Regions from separate parts of the Homo sapiens genome. Here region 2 is linked to region 1. Evidence: read pairs that join two places in POLR2A ChIA-PET (ENCODE). Cell type or tissue: IMR-90. All regions are shown on one strand. Links, peaks and the distances in the headings refer to the core of each region. The heading gives the core; the rest is flanking DNA.

Region 1 (5,387 bases), core at 193-5,192:
AAAGAAATAGGGAGGAGGGGGACTGACTGAGGCTGCTGAAAGGCACCTTCTCATCCTGAAGGCCGTTTTGGGTTTTTTTTTGGAGATGGAGTTTTCGCTCTTGTTGCCCAGGCTGGAGTGCAGTGGTGCGATCTCGGCTCCCTGCAACCTCCCCTCCCGGATTCAAGCGATTCTCCTGCCTCAACCTCCCGAGTAGCTGGGACTACAGGCACGTTCCACCATGCCCAGCTAATTTTTGTATTTTTGGTAGAGACAGGGTTTCACCATGTTGGCCAGGCTGGTCTTGAACTCCTGACCTCAGCTGATCCGCCCACCTCGGCCTCCCAAAGTACTGGGATTACAAGCGTGAGCCACTGCGGCTGGCCATCCTGGAGGCCTTTTTAAAAAAAACTTGTCATGGTAAAATAAAACAAAAAACCCACACAAATTCATACCTTAATTAGTTATAAGGTGAACACCCAATAACTGCCACCCAGGTCAATAAATAAAAGTTTGTCAGCATCCCTGAAGCACCTCCATTAGCCTCATTCCAATCTCAGTGCCCTCCCTCTTCCCAGAAATAACCACAACCTAACTAGCACGGTAATCACTTCCTTCTGTTTCTTCACAGTATTATCACACACAGAGGCATCTTAGACACTCTGGTTAAGACTTGCCCTTAAAAAAAAGAAAAAAAGGACATGTCTCTTAAGTCACCTTTATTCTAGAGACTTCTCTATCCATGTCTTTTCTTTGCAATATATGTGTTGAAGAACTCAGGGCATTTGACCTGTAGAATTTCCCTCAGTCTGGATTTTGCTGAATGCACACTCATGCTACATTTCAACATTTCCTCTGTCTTTCGCAAATTGGCAACTGGATCCAGGGAATTGATCAGACTCAAATTCAACACCTTTGGCAAGTTCATAGGTGGTGGTATGTTCTTTCATTGGGAGGTACGAGATGTACCTCTTTATGTGATGTCAGTAGCCTTTGATGCTTGATGCCTAGATCCATTAATTGATTAGGGATTGAAGAATAATTATATTCTAATTCTATCATTTCTTTTACATTTACTGCCTAGAATACTTTTAAAAAGAAATACTCCTTTCCTTTACTTTAGATTACCCCCATACTATAATTCACACAGAAAAGACAGGATAATTGCTTTGTCTTTCCCTTTATTTTCCAGTTTTCAAAATAATGAATTGTTTCTCTATCATCCTCTGAAGATAACCGATCAGTTTATTTTTCCATATTACTATGAACTCATTAATGTAAACATAGTTGATGGCTCTGGCTGCTTTTATCAGACTGCTCCTGTGTGCACTGAGCTACTCCTCCAGTGTTTTAAGGACAATGACTGATAGCCGATGTCAGATAAGTACTTATTTCTTACCCCTTTGTTCATGGGTACCAATAGAAAGTTGGAGTTGGATAGAGTTGCTAATTCCTGATAATACTGCCTTGATAAAACAGTTTTATGAACCTGGCCTTTACATTTGTACTAAATAAAATGGCAACACTTCCAGATACTGGAAAACATAGAATATTGCAAATTCATTCTAAGTTGATTACTCTCCAAAAATATGCATAATTTCCAAGTTTACTGAAAACAAGTAAATAAACCTTACAGCCTGGGAGTCATGGAAAAATAAATACAAGGCATCCAACCAGCAGAGGGAGTGCAAGTTAACTGACAAATCCCATCTCCCAAGCTCTGTTTTCCTATTGGTGAGTCACTGATAATGTTTTGGAGAGAAGAAAGATACCAGGAACAAGACAGGACATATCTGTGCTACTTTGTTGTCTGTTAGAGGCAAACTACACTGAAAGAAAAATACAACAGTAAGGGAAAAGGTATTCTTTTGAATCTCATGGGAGCCTTCTTTGCTCAGAATTCAACACATTGTTGTCCACAACCTGACTGATAATCATCTTGGAAAATCAGGAAGGAAGAAAATATAATTATCTCACTTTTTACAAATTTGAAACAGAGACATCAAGCAGTGACATGAATTCCCTAAAGTCACATCAGTTGAAGGGCAGAGACTCCACTTAATGTTAAACCTCCGAATCCCATCCTGGTTTTCCACATAGGACCTTAGTCAATGACAACTTTTCAAAAGGGAGAAGAACTTACTAATGCACTTTGTAGCTTTTCTACTTGTCTTTACTTATAATGATCCAGTCAAGGCAAAAGCAAGAGCTTAGGAATTCAGAGCATCTGAGCACATCCTGATTTCTTTGCAAATTTTCCTCTGGGGTTGGTGCTTTAATTTTCAATCAGTCTGAGTCAATAACGTATGGTTGTCAGTGCCATTGTTGACTCTCACAATTTCTTGTCTCAACCTCACAGCTCCTAGAGCTTGGGGCCCGGGGTCAGTGGCAGGGGTTTTGATTTGGGGCTTTCTATGTTAGCATAATAGGGCAGGTCAATCTCTTGTGTATCAGTGAATTCTGGACTAAACTGATCTATCAAGTGTTATAGACAAATGAAGACCTTGAAGGATGGAAAGAGGCTCTCTGGAAGTCTCTCCTGCTTTTCCATTTCATTGAATCCACAGTCTGTTACTTGCTCCCCACAGAGATCCAAATACAGCTGAATAAGAAAGAAAAGTCACATGAGAAGAATGGAATGCTCTTATGATATTTTCAGGCTTCAGTGTATACTGAATTCCATTCACACAGTTCTGCAGGAGGTTTGGCCCATCTTCACAGAGCATGCCACAACTCTTGCTTATTGCAACAGATGTGTACATTTAAGGGCTGACAATAATTACAAGAAAAAAAACTGAGAGCTCTTTGCATAGGATCCTTGAAGTAGGCTTTCCCTTTTTCTTTTGTTGATACTGGTTTTAGAAAAATGATGATAAACCAGTGTTAGAAAGTTCAAATCTTTCCCAATTTGATGAACTTTTAATTGTGCACCTAATTCAAACCAATTTTAGAGATCATAGGGCTACTTCTAACTTTCCAAGAAGCTAATAAAAAGACTGAGAAAAGTTTTCAAACAATCCACCATTATTTTTAAAGAAATAAAATGAATATGGAGATAAATTTTTTATGAAAATAACAACCTTCCCTGGAGACACAGGCTAAAAAAATGAGAGCTTCCTGGTGGTGGCCAGAAATGAATGAGCTCTGTTCTTGCTTTCATTGAGTTTATAAAGAGTACAGTTGATCACTTGCATGTTCATTTGCCCTCATTCTGTGAACCTAATCTGTCTATCCCACAACAGACAGCAAGGCCTTCTAAAGCTTGTTCTTTCCAGGCCAGGAGGCTTCAACCCAGAGGCAAGTTTTCCAAAACATTCAGATCTACTAGGCTTATTTAGCTGAGTGGAGTACAGAGTTAATGAAGTCAAGGTCATTAATTCCATCTTAATCCAATCCAGCTAATCTTGTCCTCCTGTGTGTTCACTGAATATATCCCCACCAAATGGATCCCCACTGTCATTGTAAATCCATTAGTCACTAGGAGGAAAGGGTAGGTGGATATGGATGGAGACTGACTGACTGTCCTAAAATCCTGTCTCAACCATTTCATAGCTATGTAGATTTTAGTAGATTACTAAATTTTCTTGGTGCTGCCATTGTCTCACCATAAAATAGGGATAATTATAGCAACTACCTCATAGGGTTCATGTAAAGATTTAATGAAATTACCCATACAAAATGTCTAACACAATGGTAGACACATAGCAAAAATGAATTGTCAATTTTTACTTCAATTTGTTGTTGGTATTATTGCTGTTATTGTTATTCTTGCTATCGAATGACATCTCAAAGCACATGCCATCCATGGTGCTAATTTTATGTAAGTCTGTGTTGTAGCTAGGATTCCTTTAGCATTGGTACATATTGGCTGTAAAACTCATATCCACAGGTGCATAGATTCAAGAGCAGTCACTACATCTTCCTGAACATGCAGCAGAGCCAGAAAACCTATCTCAAAGCCACTTCACACATCACACACTTATATCAGTCATATGAGCAGCAAATAATTAATTGGTGCTCTGCTGTGACTTTTCATCTGCTGAGGATATCTTCTCTTCTAGTGATGAAGCCTAAACAGATATAATAACAGAGTAGGCCAGGCGTGGTGGCTCACACCTGTAATCCCAGCACTTTGGGAGGCCGAGGCAGGTGGATCATAAGGTCCAGAGATTGGGACCATCCAACTTGGTGAAACCCCATCTCTCCTAAAAGTACAAAAATTAGCTGGGCATGGTGGTATGTGCCTGTAGTCCCAGCTACTCGGGAGGCTGAAGCAGGGGAATTGCTTGAACCTGGAAGGCGGAGGTTGGAGTGAGCCGAGATCATGCCACTACACTCCAGCCTGGAGACAGAGTGAGATTCCATCTCTAAATAAACAAATAAATAAATAAATAAATAATAACAGAGGAGCATGGTACAATTCAAGACGTGAAAAATGTGGTCTCTTTTAATAAGTCCATAGTATAGCTATTTATTGATCTTTGCCTTTTGGGAGAAGAAGAGAGTTGGACTAGAAAAGTTTTGTTTTGTTTTGTTTTGTTTTTAAAATAAAACATGTTCCTGGCTTTACACTGCAGAAGTAAAAAAAGGTGATAAATGGTAGTTTAAAGAAATAACAATATGGGCCGGGCACGGTGGCTCACGCCTGTAATTCCGGCACTTTGGGAGGCCAAGGCAGGTGGATCACTTTAGGTCCAGAGTTCAAAACCAGACTGGCTAACATGGTGAAACCCCGTCTCTACTGAAAATACAAAAATTAGCCGGGTGTGTTGGCACACACCTGTAATCCCAGGTACTCGGGAGGCTGAGGTGGGAGAATCACTTGAACTCGGGAAGGGGAGGTTGCAGTGAGCTGAGATCACACCACTGCACTCCAGCCTGGGTGACAGAGCAAGACTCCGTCAAAAAAAAAAAAAAATAGAAGAAGAAGAAGTATCAATATGTATTTCAGATAATCCCCATACCAAATTTCAAGTGTTTATCTATACAATCTAAATGCAATCAATAATTATTTAGCCCTCTTTAGCTTGGATATGGAACCTAGCTAAGAAGTATATCTTAATATGAACAGAAAAAAGATTCCAATTACTTCTTTACATTTTAGGAAAAGCAATAACTAAAATGGAGCAGTAATTAATCTTATTTAAACCCCTGATCTCTGGACAACTCCTCTAATGATTCTGATTCAATAAGAATGAAGTAGGGCCCAGAAATCTCAGTTTTAACACTCATTCTGATGATTCTTATGATCTAATACATCAGAGACATTGGTCATCTTGTTTTTGCTTTTCCACCATCTCTTCCCTCTTCTAGTAAGAATACCTCAGTTTTCCTTTGAGAAACCACTTTTTCCCAACTCTCAGTCCCTGCGGGTGGGTCTGGCTGATTCTACCACCAGCTTCATGAGG
Region 2 (5,387 bases), core at 156-5,155, 1.4 Mb before region 1:
TCTCGCTTGTGCTTCTGCAGGTTGACTGAAGTTTGGCTCATGTAGACTAGACTTCGTTCCAGGCTGTGGTTAGCTTTGGGTGTCTCTATGGGACCAGTGAACTATCCTGGGTATGTGGACTGACTCAGGGCTATGTAGACTTGCAGAGGGAAAGTGCAATTGCTCAAGCAAATTTCAGTTTTTCCACCTAGGTTGTTTTTGCTAATGTCCAATTGACCAATGTAAATAATATGACCAACCACATAGTTAAGGGGCTCAGTAGTACATTACACATCCATAAGACCATGGCAAGGGTACAGATGTGTAGCACTACTAGAGGAGAGTAAAGAATTTGGGCCGATAATTAAAATTTTGACAATGTGACCTATATGTATATGGATGTGTAATGGAACAAGGAAAGCAAACCAGGCTTCTGGTGGGTTAGGTGAGAGAACAGCATAGGTTTGAGTGGGGAAGGATCTAGGCTCTCTAACTCCATGTCAATAATTGACTAACTTGTATAGACCTAAGTTCTATACTCACTAGTGAAGTAGTTCCTTATAGTCTGATTCAGTGATGCTCGTAATGAATTTCTATAGAAAAACTATTCTTTTCAAAGTCGATGATGACCTCCATTTTACCAAACCCCATAATCAATTCTCAATTCTCACCTTATTTGATCTATCTGTGGCATCTGATATCGTTGAACACTCTGTCTTCCAGGTACATTTTTTCACTTGGCTTTACTTCTGCTTGAAGACCATTGCTCAGAACTAGTGACATGGGTTCATCCAACTTCAAGGAAAGCTAGCAAATTAAGGGAAGAGCAGGTATTCAGGGAGCACTGACTGCTTCTAGCACATGCTCTGAAGGATTCTCTGAACCTGCTTCATTTCCCTTGGTTCCATAATTTTGGGGTGTGCCTCCTGGCATTGCATCTCTACTATATATTGATAACATTCTCTAAAGGTAAGAATTCTCTAAAGAATACATGGATAAAATGGCCCTAAAGGGAACATAGAAGGAATAAGAAAGAAGCAGTGAACACATATATGGTACTGGTAGTATTTACTAGCTGATGACCTCAGCAGATTATTTAACCCCATTGTGCTTCAACTACCTTGTCTGTAAAGATAGGAGTGATAATAATAGCACCCGCCTCATAGGATTGTTTTGAGGACAAAATTAATGTACATGAGACACTTAGAACAGTGCCTGGAACATGGAGAGCACAATAAGTCCTAGCTATTATTATTTCATGAACAATTAAATTCTGAATAATAGAGAACTGAAAATAAAAGTGATTGTAAATTTATAAAATTTTAAATAATCTCCTGTATAAACCCCAGACTAATGAAGAAGGTTCTCATTTTAATATGTTTTATTACAAGGATTATGGAAACCCATAAAAAGTAAACACAGAATGTGTTCCTTCCCTGCACATGTGGCACTTTGGCTGGAGGTAAACATTTTGTTTTTGGAAAAGCTGAAAAAGAGCAAGGCAAAAGAGCCAATGAGTAGAGGGCACTTAGGATGTGTTTTGGAATTGCACGCCATATTGCTTTATTGAAACTCTCATTCAGTATCAACGGACTGTGTGATGAGGGTCCCCAGGGCGAAGGGCCCCATCAGATGCTTTCAGAGAACTCAGGCCCGCCCCTGCTGATGTGGCTCTGTGATGATGGCTTGTCTTCTAAGTTGTCAGCAGGAAGACATTCTTGCTGCCTTCTTTCCCTCTGCATTGCCAACAAGGAAGAACAGCCGGGGAAAATGAGACAGAATCTTTTTCCAATTACATAGTATGCATATTTTATTTCAGCCGCCGCCTGTGAGAAACATGATCCTGAGTGATTTAGTGGTGCTGAGGCAAAGCCAGCCTATGAAAGATTTGGAAGTACATTGGTAAATTTCCAGAAGATTATTTGGGTGAAATGGCATGGTAGGTTAATTATCAGATTGAAAGCCTTTTAGTTGCTATAGAGGAGATACCACAGTCCCAGATACAGTCCCAAATTACTCTTAGAGCATAAAATGGTAAAAAAAAAAAAAAAAAAAAAAAAGTGAGAAATCAATGTGGGTTTTTAGACTCTAATTGTTTTGAAGGGGAGAGGGCAGAGCTTTTAGAAGACAGGTGATTTACTTGGTGGCACTTAGCTGCTAACTTTCACTTTAAGTAAGGGTATATGTGAGTTGACTCCTCATTCACATCTTCATATAACTCTTATTTCTTCATAAATGTTCCTCAAGGAGAAGGCCAAGTTGAAATTTTCCTTGTGCTGAACTAAGTAAAACATCAGCCAAAATTCCAGCCAACAGTTTTTGCAAAGGCATAACTTCTGAACCAGAGTCTAAACAAAGTGAGTTATGTTTTATCTTCCTATCTCTTTCTCCCTCAGGTCTTATCACCTTTGATCCTCCTTTATTTCTTTACCTTGGATAAATCATTTTTTTTAATCTTTCTTTCTCCTTTCTCCCCTTCTTGTCTGAAAAATCCTTTGATAGCTTATAATGGAGCAGAATGCCATGCTGGGCAAGAGGTGGGAGGTGGAGGGAGATGAAATGCAGAAGACCTTTTATCTCTTCCCAGGAAATATGCAGACTTCTGAGGGTGATGCATGTGTAACATACCTTTACAATTTAGGGCATCTGGATTGGGGGTTTTTGTCATGCTGAGGTCTGGAAGGTCTCTCCCAGGCCTCTTGATTAGGGATATAGGCCAGTATAAACTCCAGCTTTGCTACTTACTAATTGGGTGACCTGGAAAAAGTTACTTAAATTCTTAAAGGCTAGTTTTTCCAATCTGCGAAATGGGTATAATACCTGGTTAGTTGAGGAGCATTAGTAAGGAGGGGATTCAAGTACACAGGAAGACGAATGAGCAGCCTACTGTAATAGTAATACTGTAGTAATGCAGGCAAAATGAGGATCTGCAGTAAAGAAGTATGGACAGTACTAATGGGAATGAAGGGGAGAGTGAAGAAATATCAGATTGATAGAAATAGAGCTCTTAGGTACCAGTTGGAGATGAGAGGGAGTGGAGGAGTCAATGGTAGGGATGATTTTGAAGTTTCTGACTTTGGTTTTTGGTGATGCCATTAACTGGGAATAAAAATTCAGTGCAGGCCAGGTATGGTAGCTCATGCCTGTAATACCAGCACTTTGGGAGGCCGAGTCAGGTGGATCACGAGGTCAGGAGTTCAAGACCATCCTGGCCAAGATGGTGAAACCCTGTCTCTACTAAAAATAAAAAAAGAAAGACGGACATGGTGGCGGGCACCTGTAATCCCAGCTACTTGGAAGGTTGAGGCAGACAATTGCTTGAACCCAGGAGGTGGAGGTTGCAGTGAGCTGAGATTGCACCACTGCACTCCAGCCTGGGTGACAGAGCGAGACTCCATCTCAAAAAAAAAAAAATTCAGTGCAAATATAAATATAATCTATTTTGGGTCTTTTGTTTCAAAGCTCTTGCAGAATATTCATGTGGAGATGCCCAGAAGGTAATTTGAAATGTAAGTCTAGAGAAGTCATCAAATATCAACATGTATTTACTGAGCACGTAATATGTGCTAGATAATCTGTGAAACACTGGATATAGGATAGTTATAAAAAGACTTAATTACCACTTTACTTTCTACTGGAGGAGAAAGATGTAAAATAAATACACAGTGAAGTATGTAACTAAAAATATATGCTATGGAAAGGAAAATCACAGGATGCTATGAAAATATCTAGCAGGATATGCTAATTTAGACTGGGAAGTTTGGGGAGGTCTCTGCAGAGACTTAATCTGTGACTGAGAATGAATTAGAATTAGGTGGTTGTATTTTACTCCTAGACTGTAATTTCCATGAAGGTGGAAGCTTTACTGTTCACTGTTCTATCCCTAGTGCTCAGAGCAGTGCCAGGCATGTGGCAGTCTTTTAATCTCTATTTGTTGAATAACTTAATGAAAGAACAAGTAGAATGGGTGAATTGAGATTTCCCAGGAAGAATACATAGAAGGTGCTGAAAATTGACCTCCAAAGAATAGACAGAAAAAAAATGTGACGTTTCTGGAGGAAATAAGTATTGGACAGATAAGTAAAAGAGAAACAGGGTGTGTCAATTAGAAACGTATTTGGCTGCAAGTAATAGAAAACCTGAACGTAGTGGCTTAAACAAAAGGAGTTTCTTGTTTGTTTAGTTCTTTCACAAAGCAAGAAGTCTGAACATGGATAGTTACGACGAGTGCTTAGATTACCACCATCAGCCCCAAGTTTTGCCATTTTCTTGACCTGGATGCAGGTTGTCAGCTACAGCTCTGGTAATTATGTCTACGTTTTAGCAGAAAGAATGAGGAAGTGGAAGCAGTGATGCCTATATATTTGTGGAAACATTAGCGTAGATTTCACTTTACATCTAATTGGTCAAAACCATGTCACACTGAAAGCTGGAAGGTAACGAAGGAGAAGGGGTTGGAAATGCAGGTTGGAGCACTTTGCCAGTGGTGTCTGCTATATTAGGCAAGAATAATATCTTCAAAATCAAGAGAGAAAAAGTTTCAAGAAGGCAAAGTGGCAACAAAATCAAATATCACAGAGGTTGAGAAAGATGAGCTCTGAAACAAGACTATGGATGTGATATTTTGAAGGGCAGAGACCCTGCCCATTATGCTCTTTGTTGTATTCCAGGCACCTTCTCCAGAGCCAGGGACAGAGTAGGCAATTAATCACTGACTAGGGAAATTAATCTGGTTGCGGTGTATTAGATGTATTGCATGCATAAAGGTCTATATTGATCATCCAGTATAAATTAAATTCTAATTTTCTCTAAGTAAATACTTTCTGGAAAGAGTAAGCATCTAGAGAGTTATCCTTCATATGTGCATCAGAAACCAGTTAAAAGGAATAGACTAGAACTTAAAAAATATTTCCCCAAAGCTCAATGAAACAAGAGAAGAGAACTACCTGGAAGAATGTCCTTATTTCTGTAGTTTTAGTAGCTGTTTTTGGTAGGTACAGATGGTTTGTAGTCACAAGAAAGATCTTTCTGCATCATTATAGTCATTTATTTATGCTCTCTTTTTATAGGAAAGATTTAAAGCAATTTTTCATCTCATAGGATGAGAGGGAAATTCCTATGAAAGGCATTTTTGTTATTGAATGTGTTTAATTAGTATCTTATATTTGCATAACACTATGCAATTTACAAAGCACATTAACTACATCATCTCATTTGATTGTTTCAATTATATAGGGAGGCGATTAAGGCAAGTATCACTAACACCCATTTTATTGTTGAAAAAAATTCAAGAGATCTTAGGTAAGTATTTTACTCCAAATCATATATATGTGTAATAAGAGATTGAGCCAAGAATTGAACACAAATTTTAATTCCTAATTGAGTGTTTCACCAAATAAAGTTTGCTC

What was found. ChIA-PET counts read pairs that join two places held together with the same protein. Peaks named below come from ENCODE experiments on the same cell type or tissue, not always from the same donor. Only the 100,000 strongest peaks of a DNase experiment are listed, where the experiment ranks them.
Region 2: POLR2A ChIA-PET joins it to region 1 with 7 read pairs; 1 of 35 experiments calls an interaction of 5 or more read pairs at or near these places.

What each region holds. Positions count from the first base shown.
Region 1 is chr7:92,984,551-92,989,937 of GRCh38, reverse strand. No RefSeq gene overlaps it. Among named protein-coding and RNA genes, the nearest start is that of SAMD9, 130 kb to the left of the region's middle. In IMR-90, for the core only: a CTCF peak has its summit at 1,663 (motif pointing right); DNase peaks (open chromatin) are centred at 1,677 and 2,667; H3K27ac peaks cover 781 bases.
Region 2 is chr7:94,351,991-94,357,377 of GRCh38, reverse strand. LOC112267858 (a long non-coding RNA gene) reads left to right here. Exons shown (of 4, transcript XR_001745273.2): 1 at 1-2,336. Among named protein-coding and RNA genes, the nearest start is that of COL1A2-AS1, 38 kb to the left of the region's middle. In IMR-90, for the core only: no CTCF peak of the experiment used is centred there; no DNase peak of the experiment used is centred there; H3K27ac peaks cover 337 bases.